Linked DNA regions of Homo sapiens: region 2 is linked to region 1. A link is a contact called in ENCODE Hi-C or POLR2A ChIA-PET data. All regions are on one chromosome and are shown on one strand. The core of a region is the stretch at or near the end of the contact, and the rest is flanking DNA. Distances in the headings are between cores, read along the strand shown. Region 1 holds the start of UBQLN2 (ubiquilin 2). Region 2 overlaps NBDY (negative regulator of P-body association).

Evidence for each region. Hi-C counts contacts between places; a loop is a spot of excess contacts on that map. ChIA-PET counts read pairs that join two places held with the same protein, here RNA polymerase II (POLR2A). Pooled maps may share reads with other maps.
Region 2: a loop to region 1 is called in a pooled map, with 7 times the contacts of the local background. The contact joins the enhancer-like site here to the promoter of UBQLN2 in region 1. A Hi-C loop is called at or near these places in 6 of 168 maps with a recorded cell type or tissue (CD4-positive, alpha-beta memory T cell, CD8-positive, alpha-beta T cell, mammary epithelial cell and 1 more), 13 of 37 single-sample maps with no recorded cell type and 17 of 50 pooled maps. POLR2A ChIA-PET finds 5 or more read pairs at or near these places in 1 of 52 experiments (activated CD4-positive, alpha-beta T cell).

What each region holds. Positions count from the first base shown.
Region 1 is chrX:56,559,334-56,564,876 of GRCh38, forward strand. UBQLN2 (ubiquilin 2) reads left to right here and starts at 4,294. Exons shown (of 1, transcript NM_013444.4): 1 at 4,294-5,543. The coding sequence starts at 4,541. RefSeq lists enhancers at 3,997-4,624, 5,021-5,220, 5,231-5,290.
Region 2 is chrX:56,799,570-56,805,671 of GRCh38, forward strand. The region is part of intron 2 of NBDY (negative regulator of P-body association); the gene reads left to right. Among named protein-coding and RNA genes, the nearest start is that of NBDY, 73 kb to the left of the region's middle. RefSeq lists enhancers at 1,305-1,374, 3,874-4,013. Within about 2 kb of position 1,407, at least 7 of the 41 ENCODE cell types and tissues checked have a DNase peak (open chromatin) inside an H3K27ac peak, as active enhancers do; they include CD8-positive, alpha-beta T cell, where a contact is called at or near this core.

The DNA.
Region 1 (5,543 bases), core at 3,044-5,543:
GCAGTCTTTATTGACTATGTCTAGATTGGATATTATATTGGTCTTTTAAATTTTATAGACAAAAAGTATTTCACAGTTACTTTAATTTGTATTTTTTTATTTAAAGGAGATAACATATTTTTTCTTCCTTTTCTCCCTTTCTTCCTTCTTTCCTTTTTCTTTTCATTCTGACTTTTTTTTTCTTTTGTAAGATACTGGTTAACATCCTTTGCCTATTTTTCCCTTGGAGCGTTCATTTTTTAAAAATTTGTAAGAAGTGTCTGTATGTCATGGATAGATCTCATGCGTTATATATGTTGCAATTTTTTTGTTTGTCTTTAACTGCTTAATTTTTATTACATTGTTGATATATAGTTTAAAATTCTTATTTAATGAAATCTATTAATTTTTTCCATCCATGATTTTTCTTTGTCATTTTCATCAGGTTACCATCATGCCTAGCTTATGTAAATATTTGCCCTAATATATTTCTGCAAATTTTATGATTTCATTTTTTAATCTAGAATTTATTTTGATATTTAACTTAAAAGTTCATTGATGGCACTCTTTCCACCTTTTCAAAACTGTTATGAGGTTGTTATTTTTCTCATTCCTGTCACTGCAGTGGGATTTGGTAAAGAGAGAGGGTAAAAAACGTAAGCTCAGCAGCCACTATGAACAAGAAAGCTGATTTTTAAAATAACTAGTTATTTACTTTCTTGTAACCCAGGCTGGAGTGTGGTGGCATGATCAAGGCTTACTGTTCGGGGGTTATTATTTTTCTCATTTCTGTCACTTCAGTGGGATTTGGTAAAGAGAGAGGGTAAAAAACGTAAGCTCAGCAGCCACTACGAACAAGAAAGGTGATTTTTAGAATAACTAGTTATTTACTTTCTTGTAACCCAGGCTGAAGTGTGGTGGCATGATCAAGGCTTACTGCAACTTTCACCTCCCAGGCCCAAGCGATCCTCCCACCTCATCCTCCCATGTAGCTTGGATTATAGGCACTAGCCATCAAGCTCAGCTAGTTTAAAAAAAAAAAAATTGTAGAGATGGGGTCCCGCCATGTTACCCAGGCTGTTCTTGAACCTGGGCTCAAGGAATACGCCTGACTTGGCCTCCCAAAGTGTTGGGATTACAGGCATGAAACACTGCACCTGGCCTTGTTCATTTTCTTACATGTCTCTTACATGGTTTGTTAAGATCTTCTACTTCTGGAATATATTTTGGCCATATCTATCTTCCTAGAAATGTAGTCATCAGGGCTTTTTTTTTTTTTTTTTGTCATTAGCCAATCTTTTTACAACGTATTTCTTTTTTATTAAAAAAAAAATCTCCTTCATCTGTGACTAAATGTATTCACACAATACTAGTTCGTATATTTTTCTTGGTGCTTTCTTTGTTTCAGCTAATTAATGCTGTCCTTTTCCCTAATGAGGATACGTATGTTCTACTACTAAAATGTTAATTTTATTTCATTGTAACTTAAAACATTAAAAGTAATATATTTTGAAGTAAAATGTCAAAAAATCACAATCACATAATTTTTAAGGTAAAGAAAGATAATGCAAAGAAGTGTGTTTCTGGAAGGTTTCCTCAAGAGGGTGAGTATGGTTTTGCCCCTCTGATGTGTATTTTGGTGAGGGAATTGTCAGCCAAGACAATCGCCAATTAATAAAGATTTGTGTATTTGACTTGATTCTTCAAATACTTTCTTAGATTTACTTAACAAATTTTATTTTTTCTGTTTGTTAATTCATTAATATTTGCTTTTATCATTCTATAGCTGTCACCTCACTTCCCTCCTTTTATTTTCCGTTGCCTTCTTTATTCGAATGCCTACTTCCCTTATTTTCAATCTGTTGTTTGATATTTTAAGTCTTTGAATGTATAAATTTGACTCTGAGTTCATCCACATAGTACTTAATAAATGAAATAATATTAAACTGGACCTTGATACAAATGCAGCTTCCAGTGCACCACTTATTTCAGTAGGTTTGGCGTGGGGCCTAGAAACATGCATTCTTAACAATGTTCTCAGATCACACGTAGAAAAATCCTAGCATTAGTATTGCTGTATATGCTCTCATTATCATTATTTTTGTAAATTTATTCTAATAAGAACATTGCACTTTGCCCCAAAAGTATTCAGTTATGTTTTAATAATCAAATGGTTGGTTTTTTGTTCATACTTTGATTATTAATATCTAGCTTTATTCTATGGAAATTAAAGATTACCTATAATATTTTCATATTCTCACCACCCATAATTAACTATTGCTGATATTTTATCATATTTGCTTTCATTTTAAAGATAAAAAGCATTTTTACATATTTAAGTTCCCTTTACTCACTATCCTGTATCCTATTCCATTTCCTCTTCCTCATGGGTGCAAGTTTGGTATATTTCTAAAAGAATATTTCAAATATACATAAGAATGTATTAGAGTGCTGTTTGGCATGTATTAGGTTGGTGCAAAAGTAATTGCGGTTTTTGCTATTACTTTCAATGGCAAAAACCATTGTATAATAGTAACAATTCGTTACTTTCAATGGCAAAAACCGCAATTACTTTTGCATCAACCTAATACTAATTAATTTGGCTTTTTAGATCTATACATATTAACATATTTAAAGCTAGTCATCTTTTTACCTCTGTATTTTATTAATTATATTAATAAAATAGAGAGGTAAAATAATATTAATTCTTCCATTTCTCCATCGATGGATATAACATACCTGTATATATATATTTTTCTTATCTTCAGATTTATTAAAGTATTTGTGACCTAATGACTTTGAAATGCTGTTAAATGTTGAAAGCAGTGGTGCTTTGGTGGATGCTTGGTAGAGGGTGGGGGTTGGGGAAGAATTTTCTGTGTGGTTTAACCTAGAGTTAGAAATATATAGATAAATTTGAAATTATTTCTTCTATTTTTCAAGTTCTCTTTCTCAGCATTGCTACATCTTTATTGCTCTTACTTAATCTGTAATTAAATTAGGTAAATATGTCAATGTTTGCCACTACTATTATGTGCCTGTCAATTTCTACCCATACTCTTCCCCAAAATACCTTTCTGTAGTGCATACTTACAAAAATCATCAGAAAATTCAAAATCTTATGAAAATAGAAAATAAGAATTATTCATAATTTCAGCAAACAGTACTAACAGCCATTAACTTATTTGTGCATAGCCTTCCAGATTTTTTTACACATACGGTTTACATATACAACAAACTGTTCAAAAATTGCTTTTAAAATAAAAATATATTTATTGTATTTTTGATATTGGAACATATATTCTTATATAGTTTGTAACTGTACAGAAATATACAAAGGCATAATTGAAAATACTCTGTGATTTCCCTATAACTACAGTTTATTTCATGTATACCTTTAAAGACACTCTATATTTTCTTGTATGGTAATATGATAATGTGCTCAACTAATCTCATGTAAACAGATAGTTAATATATTTAAATAACATTTTAAAATGCTACAATGTATATACATTTTATACATAAATATTTTTGCATCCTCATCCGATTATTAGGCGAAGTGTCTAGGTTAGGCATTTCTAAATAAAGGTGGAAACATTCAAAATGCTGATATATATTTTCAAATTGCCCTATGGTTGTAACAATTCACACTTCAGCTAGCCTGAGAGGGCATTTTTTAGGGTCCCTGTCAACAAGAAGGTTTACCATTATTTTTTTCCCTGCCAATATGATAAGCCAAAAGTAGAATTTTATTGTTTTAACTTGATTTCTTTTTATTAGTAGTGAAATTAATCATCCTTTTTTAATGTCTATTGGCCATTTGCACTCCTTTTGTAAAATGCACGCTCCTGCTCTGTCTTCTTCCCTTCCCCTACTGGAGGTGTTCCTCTTTTCTTTTTGCTTTGTCAGAGTTCTTTATTATTCATTTTTCGTCTTATACGTGGGATCTGTTCGATTCAGGCTTTCACCCTTTTACTGCCTTACAGATTGCTAATATACATTCTCCATTGGTCTTTTAATGTCGTTTACAGAAGCTGACTCTCTACCGCCTCCTTCTCTCCGTCTCACCCTCTCTGCCTCGCCTGCTCTGTACTGTTCTGTTCTCTTCTCTCTCTCCCTTTGTTTCTCTCTCTCCCTTTTTTCTTTTCAGTGCAGAAGTTTTTAATTTTGACCGAGCCAAATCTATCAATCTAGGCCTGGCGCCGCGTCAGCAGAGGGGGCGGGGAGGCGAGCGCGGAACTGGGGGAGGGGAAGGGGCGGGGATCAGCAGGCGGAGCGGCTGCCAGAGTTGCTGGGAGTGCGCGCGGTCGGATCACAAGGCGGCGGCGGAGGAGGCCCAGAGACCGGAGCGCGGAGACCTCAGCCAGCGGCCTACGCCCAGGCCTTTCTCCACCGGAGGACCAGGGAACCGCAGTCTTCATCACAGAGGTACCGTGCTCCGCGCTCCCCGCCTGACCCGGCCCAGCCCGCTGCGGCGGTGCCTCCTTCCTTCCTCCTTCCCTCGCGCTCTCTCTTTCGCCCGCCCGCGCCTTCCCTGCCCGCCTGCGTCACCGCGGCCGCCATGGCTGAGAATGGCGAGAGCAGCGGCCCCCCGCGCCCCTCCCGCGGCCCTGCTGCGGCCCAAGGCTCGGCTGCTGCCCCGGCTGAGCCTAAAATCATCAAAGTCACGGTGAAGACTCCCAAAGAGAAAGAGGAGTTCGCGGTGCCCGAGAACAGCTCGGTTCAGCAGTTTAAGGAAGCGATTTCGAAACGCTTCAAATCCCAAACCGATCAGCTAGTGCTGATTTTTGCCGGAAAAATCTTAAAAGATCAAGATACCTTGATCCAGCATGGCATCCATGATGGGCTGACTGTTCACCTTGTCATCAAAAGCCAGAACCGACCTCAGGGCCAGTCCACGCAGCCTAGCAATGCCGCGGGAACTAACACTACCTCGGCGTCGACTCCCAGGAGTAACTCCACACCTATTTCCACAAATAGCAACCCGTTTGGGTTGGGGAGCCTGGGAGGACTTGCAGGCCTTAGCAGCCTGGGCTTGAGCTCGACCAACTTCTCTGAGCTCCAGAGCCAGATGCAGCAGCAGCTTATGGCCAGCCCTGAGATGATGATCCAAATAATGGAAAATCCCTTTGTTCAGAGCATGCTTTCGAATCCCGATCTGATGAGGCAGCTCATTATGGCTAATCCACAGATGCAGCAATTGATTCAGAGAAACCCAGAAATCAGTCACCTGCTCAACAACCCAGACATAATGAGGCAGACACTCGAAATTGCCAGGAATCCAGCCATGATGCAAGAGATGATGAGAAATCAAGACCTGGCTCTTAGCAATCTAGAAAGCATCCCAGGTGGCTATAATGCTTTACGGCGCATGTACACTGACATTCAAGAGCCGATGCTGAATGCCGCACAAGAGCAGTTTGGGGGTAATCCATTTGCCTCCGTGGGGAGTAGTTCCTCCTCTGGGGAAGGTACGCAGCCTTCCCGCACAGAAAATCGCGATCCACTACCCAATCCATGGGCACCACCGCCAGCTACCCAGAGTTCTGCAACTACCAGCACGA
Region 2 (6,102 bases), core at 157-2,656, 240 kb after region 1:
CTACCCAGCCTGGCACATCCTCGCTGATATCTGTGACTGGAAGAAGGCAAGTGTCCTTGTAGTCTGTTGTCAAGAAACACCTTCCGCCGGATGGCACTGTGACTCCACAAATGGCAATCACCCCTTTTCCTTCCTCCACTTTGCCTTTCTCTCCTTCCTTTTGCTGCCAACCAAACAAAACAAACACACACAAAAAAAACAAAGAAACAAAGAAACTGCCCAAGCAGCACCCACCTCATCTTCAACAGGGCTCCCCACCTATGTGGTTACTTTGGGGAAACTTGCAACAGTAGGAGTGATGTCTGCCTCTCCTACCCTCTGGATTCTTCTCTGGGCAGGGGGTCCCAGTAATCCAGAGGAGCCTATCCTCAAGAAATGCTATGCTTTTGCTGTGGATTTGTAGCACCGGGGGCAGTGTGAGGGGGTAAAGGGGGAGGGGTGTGTGGGTGTTTAGGCCTGTGTGTGGGCCGCTGCAGATTCTTCTATGAATCTGCACAGGTCTCCTCAGAAGGAGACTGGTGCCTGCCTAGGGAAAACATAGGAAGAAAAGAATGCAGGAAGATCTGGACTGTGTCCTTAGGGGTGGCAAGGTGACTTTGAGTGTCAGAAATCCTCATTTGTAATATTTAACTCCCATCTCATCTAACTTTTTTCCTGTCTTCATCTGTGCTTCTATATGTTCTCAGGCACATACATGCATCCCCACCAATACTCACTAAAAGGTGTCTGCCCAGGCACCTGTGCTCACACTCAGATCCCCACATCTAGGTAACTCTCAATGGGAAGGGTTCTTCAGCTTCCCGGTTTTCTCTTATTCATTTTTGTTCTCCCTTTCTGTCTGGCTTCCCAGTATTTGCTGGTGGAGTGTGTGGGATGGTGTGGGGGTGGGGGCAGTGTGGAGCAGCGCAGTCTCTTGGCTCCACTGGCCTCTGTGTGGACCCAGTACAAACCCTGGCCTAAGGGTCTGATGCTTTTCTCTGGTAGGTGACTCTTCTTGTACGAAGGCACAAGAGGCCATTTGGGCAGCCACCTTTCCACCTGGGATATCCTGCATTTCAGTTCACTCTCAACCTCATTGCTCACCCTGATTCTTTGTGTACTTTTGGAGTTTTTCTTCCTTCACTTTTTTCTTCTTCACTCTTTACTTTTCATCAATTTCTGGTTTAGGGAGTTCAGGATCAGCCTGCAAAAGCAGGGTCGGGTGGGCACAGGAATGTCCTTAGGGAGAGTAAGCCTACTTTTCCTAAGGAAATCAGAAGGACCCGGGCTGAACCCTGGGGGTGTAAGCAGCATCCCCCTCCCCTATCTGCCTTCTGTCAGTGTTGCCATAGGTGGCTCATTACCTCCTTTCTCTGGTATCCATTTCCTCCCCGTTTTACATCTCTCCTCCCACCCATTTCCGGGGTACTTCCCTACCCAGGCCTTGTAGATTAGAAGCCCGTGGCCCCTTGCAGTGCGCTGATGACATCTGGAGGGCATGGCTCAGCCTGCACCTCTGTCCTCTGTAGCTTCTCTAGGCCTACTTGTAGATCAAAGCCCTTGATACCACTCGGAAAAGAACCCATCAACAAGAAGCTTCTTGGTGTTGTGTCCTTTCACCGGGACATCACAGGTTTCTCTTTGCCTCTTGTTGTGTATGCCACCATGCAGTGAGGCACCCCTGAACTAGGTCCTTCAGGACAGCTGCTGTGGCGTGAAGCTGCCACTTCTTGTTCTTATTGTCTTTCTGGTTCTTCTTCCTCTTCCTCCTCCTCCTCTTTTTTCTTTTTCTTTTTCTTCTACTCCTTCTCCTTCTCCTTCTCATTTTTCTCTTCTTTCTTCTCTTTTTCCTTTCACTTTTGGCTCTTGGCGGGTCAAGCATTATACTGAGACTGCTTCTTCCTCTGCTCCTGGTGATGCAGGATGCCCCTTTGCAGAACAAAAGTGAGAAAGGCCTCATTTGTTCTTAAAGGAGCAGATATGAAGGTCACCAGTTCAGTCCCTCTGGTGTTCCACAAAGGCGCCAATGTGTTACTTTTCATGAAATGTCACCATGAACCCACCCCTTAACCTGTTCCTCATGGCTCACCATTCTTTCCCATTCTCTTTGTGGATGCTCTAAATGTGTAATCCTGAGCCAGCAGGAGCCTTGGCAAGTTGTCCCCCTTTGTCTTTTCTTTCAATCCAGCCATGTGAACACAACGATCCAGATTTCAGTGTGTATAGGCAGGCTGTCTCTCCCACGTGCCCATTTGCCCACTCTCACTCACACAGGCAGGCACCCAGAGACCACAGACACAGACACAACCACATGGACTCACAGGGAAACCCCGACAACCACAAATATAATCACAAACACACATGCACAGGGAGATACACACACAGACACAAAGACATACACTAACACATGCACACTCACAAACTCATAGACACACACACACACACACACACACACACACACACACACAAATCCTCACACAGGCCCAGGGGTGCGGGCTCAAGCATTCACCCACACAGACGCACACACACATGTGTCGCCATAGCCACCAGACTGCCCACGAACTCTCCCATAAAGGCTCTCAGTCGGCCACAGGCAATGGGCTATGGGTGAGGATTCCTGGCTCCAGGCCTGGGTCATTATGCTGTTGATTGGGCACCTAAGGCCTTCTCCTGAGAATGAATGCGGGAAGTCTGTTATCAGATAAGCCCCAGCAGCCAGTGTGAAACTGGAGCCTCCTGGGTCAACCTGCTTAAAAAGGGACCACACCTTGGGTAGAGGCAGACAGTCCCCTTGGGACCCTTGGCCCTCTGTGATGCCATGGGAATCTGTGTTGCGTGGTGGCCTTCCCCAGTTCCCCTAAGCCACCCTCATGTCACCCCTCCCCCCCACCCCATGTGAAAGCCAGGACAGCCTGCACAGAGTCAGACTTCAGTCAGTTGCTGAGTATCCCCTCTGAGGGAGATTCCTGCCACACGCCCTGTGACTGCCTGTTGAGCTGTTCGCTCATTTTGGTGACCTCCATGTGCCAGCCCAAGGTGGTAAACTCTATCTGGAGCTCCAGGCTTTGGGAGAACCACCAGTCCTGCAGCAAAACCTTGGGTAATTCAGCTGGGTGACCAGCACCTTGTCCTGGGGCGGCAGCCCCATGATCCCAGTCTTCCTGTGGTTTCCCAGTGGCCATGATTATGTATCATTTGTCTTCTATTTTTCTGCATGAGCATGAGCCATGAAACCTGGAGAGGGCCAAAGGAAAAGCAAAGGCTGGCGGCATAAAGAGGATTTCCGCAGTGTCTCCTGCCTACTGGTCCTAGGTCGTAGGGTCCCTTAAGTTTGGTGGTCAACCTGAGACCAGGTGGCTGGCTCCTTTTTATCCTCCCTGTCTTTTTTTTGTTTCTCTTTCCCTTTTCTTTTTTTCACATTGGAAAGGGTGGAGGCCGTCGGATTGGAGGGGCAGGGTTAAGCTTGTAGTTGGCCTTTGTAGAGCCATAGTGCCATCGAGCGGAATCTGTTTCTGGAAACTGGAGGCAGCTGGGCATGAGTGCTGGAGAAATCCCAGGAGCACGAAAGAGATGGTGGCGGTGTGGGGCCCCCAGGCTGAAGCTGGACGAGAGAGGAACTCCTGGCTGGCCCTTTGCCCTTGCTCATTACCAGGATGGCACCCGGGCTCCACAGCCCTCTCCGAAAAAAGGGCAGGAAGGGGCGGCCCTCCATGGGTTCCCCTGGCCATCTCCAGGAATTGCCGGGCAGGAGTCGTCCCGCCCACAGCACCCCACAGCTCCTTGGTTCACTGGGAGGATAGGGGACCTCTGGCCCCAGCGTGATTCCAGGCAAGGGCACCCCAGAACTCCCCACAAAAGAGACCAGTGTAAACGACCCCAGTCTCGGCCGTCAGTAGTCAGTGGCTTCCCTTAAGCCCACCTCAAGATGGCTGCCAGGGCACCTCCGCACTCTGGACTGACTGGTCTTGGGGCTGCCTGGCTGCTCTGTCCCTGGGCCTCTAGATTAGCTGCTTCTCCGTGGGGTCCAAATGGCAGGCACACTTCCTTCAAAGGTTTAAAACCGCGATGGGGGAAACTCTGGCTTAGTCAGAGTCCACCCAGCCCGACATATTCTCGCTGAAGTCTGTGCCTGTCAGAAGGCAAGTATCCCTGCAGCCGGTCGTGTTCAGAAACAACTGCCGCTGGATGGCAGTGTGGCTCCAGAAATGGCAGTCACTTATTTCCCTTGCTTTTCTCTTTCTCCTTTTGCTTCCAACAAAACAAAACAAAACAAAAAGAAAAGAAAGAAAGAAAGAAACCGGCCAAGGAGCGCTCACCTCATCTACAGCAGGACTCCCCACCTACATGGTCTCTTTGGGGAAACCTGCAACATGCGAAAGGCTCTCTGCCTCCCTCCTTCCCTCTGGATTCCTCTCTGGGCAGGGGTCCCAGTGAGCCAGAGGAGCCTATCCTCAAGAAATCCCACCCTTGGGGCTGTGGCATGGTGGGGATAGGTCGCACTGGGGGCAATGTGAAGGGGTATGGGGGAGGGGTGTGTGAGTGCATGGGCCTGCTTGTAGGCCACTGCTGATTACTTCTCTGAATTTGCACAAGCCTCCTAAGGAGACCAGGCTGCCTGCTTGTGAGCACTACGCTTGTAAATAGGGAACACACTGTTTCTTGGGGAAGGGACAAAAGCTTGGATCAAAAGCACCCAGGTCCAACAGGCATCCATAGATTGTTGACCCTTCTAGCAGAAGAAGGTCGGGCCAGGTGTCTGTCAGGATGAGACTCGACAGATTGGACACCTGTCCCAGGCCTTCAGCTACTTTTCTCACTGGAGCCCAGGCACTCATCCATGCCCAAGAGTAGGAGGGGTATTCTGGGTGGCTTCCACAGGCGGCTCTCCTAGAGAAAGCCACTTGGCATAGCTGATGGAGCATGTGTGCTCACTGAATGTGATGGCTCACCAGTTAATTCCCCGGGCATCTTAGTCATTCTGCCAAATACATGGGTAGCCAGGCCCCAGCCATGCTCACTTTCGCCTGGGCCTCCTCTGTGTTCCTGTGCTGGGCATGGAAGTGAAGGTTGAGGCTGGCGTGTCTTTGCAGATGGTGAGGTGGCTGTTCCTTGGTTTGATACCGAGCACTCTGGGCTCCTCAAGCTGAATTCTATTGCTTGTCAGATTATTCAGCCTGGAAAATGGATGAGACAGTGGAGGACAAATTGTGCCACCCCTTTTGGGTCTCCAGGCAGAAATGGGAAAGCCATGCATGGGTCCTTCATACAGAACACTTGTTGAGATGCAAAGCTGTGGCCTCATTGCTCTAAAGGTTGCATGTCTTACCCATGCCTCTCAGTGACTGGAGAGCAGCATGGAACACAACCATCTCAGAATATTGCAAATGTTTTCTTTCTTCGCTTGTTACAAGTCTTCCTGGATGTGTAGGCTGCACTGGGAACGTGCAGAGCTTTAGAGGAGAGAAAATTCACCCTACAGGTTATGATTCCCACACTCAGAGGGGTATGACCTACTCTCACGAACGTCAGTTTCATGCATGGGCTTGCACTCTCAGGGCATTCCAGGAAGAAGGGCAACAGTACCATGGAACAGGAATCACTCCCTTTCTGTCACTTGTCAACAAATGTGGATCCTTTTCTCATGTGTAGTAATCACCATGGGGGCACCTCCAGTGCCTGCATAAGGAAAATGCAAGAAGAAAGGAATGCAGGAAGATCTGGACAGAGTTCTTCGGGGTGGCATTGGGAGTCTGAATGTCAGAGGTCCTCATTTTTAACATTTAACTCCCATCACATCTCACCTTTTTCCTGTCTTTATCTGTGCTTCCATACATCCTCAGGCACATACATGTATCCTCACCCATAGTCACTCAAAAGTGTAGGCCCAGGCACCTCCCGTAAAACCTGGATCCCATTGTCTAGACAACTCTAACTGGGCAGGGTTCCTCAGCTTCCAGGTTCTCTTTTGTTCATCTTTCTTGTCCCTATCTGTGTGGCTTTCCAATATTTGCTGGCAGAGGATGCAGGATGGGGTGGTGGTGGGGGCAGTGGGGACCAGGGCAGCCTCCAGGCTTGCCAGGCCTCTGTGCCAATGTGGTGCAGACCTGGGACTAAGGGGCTGAC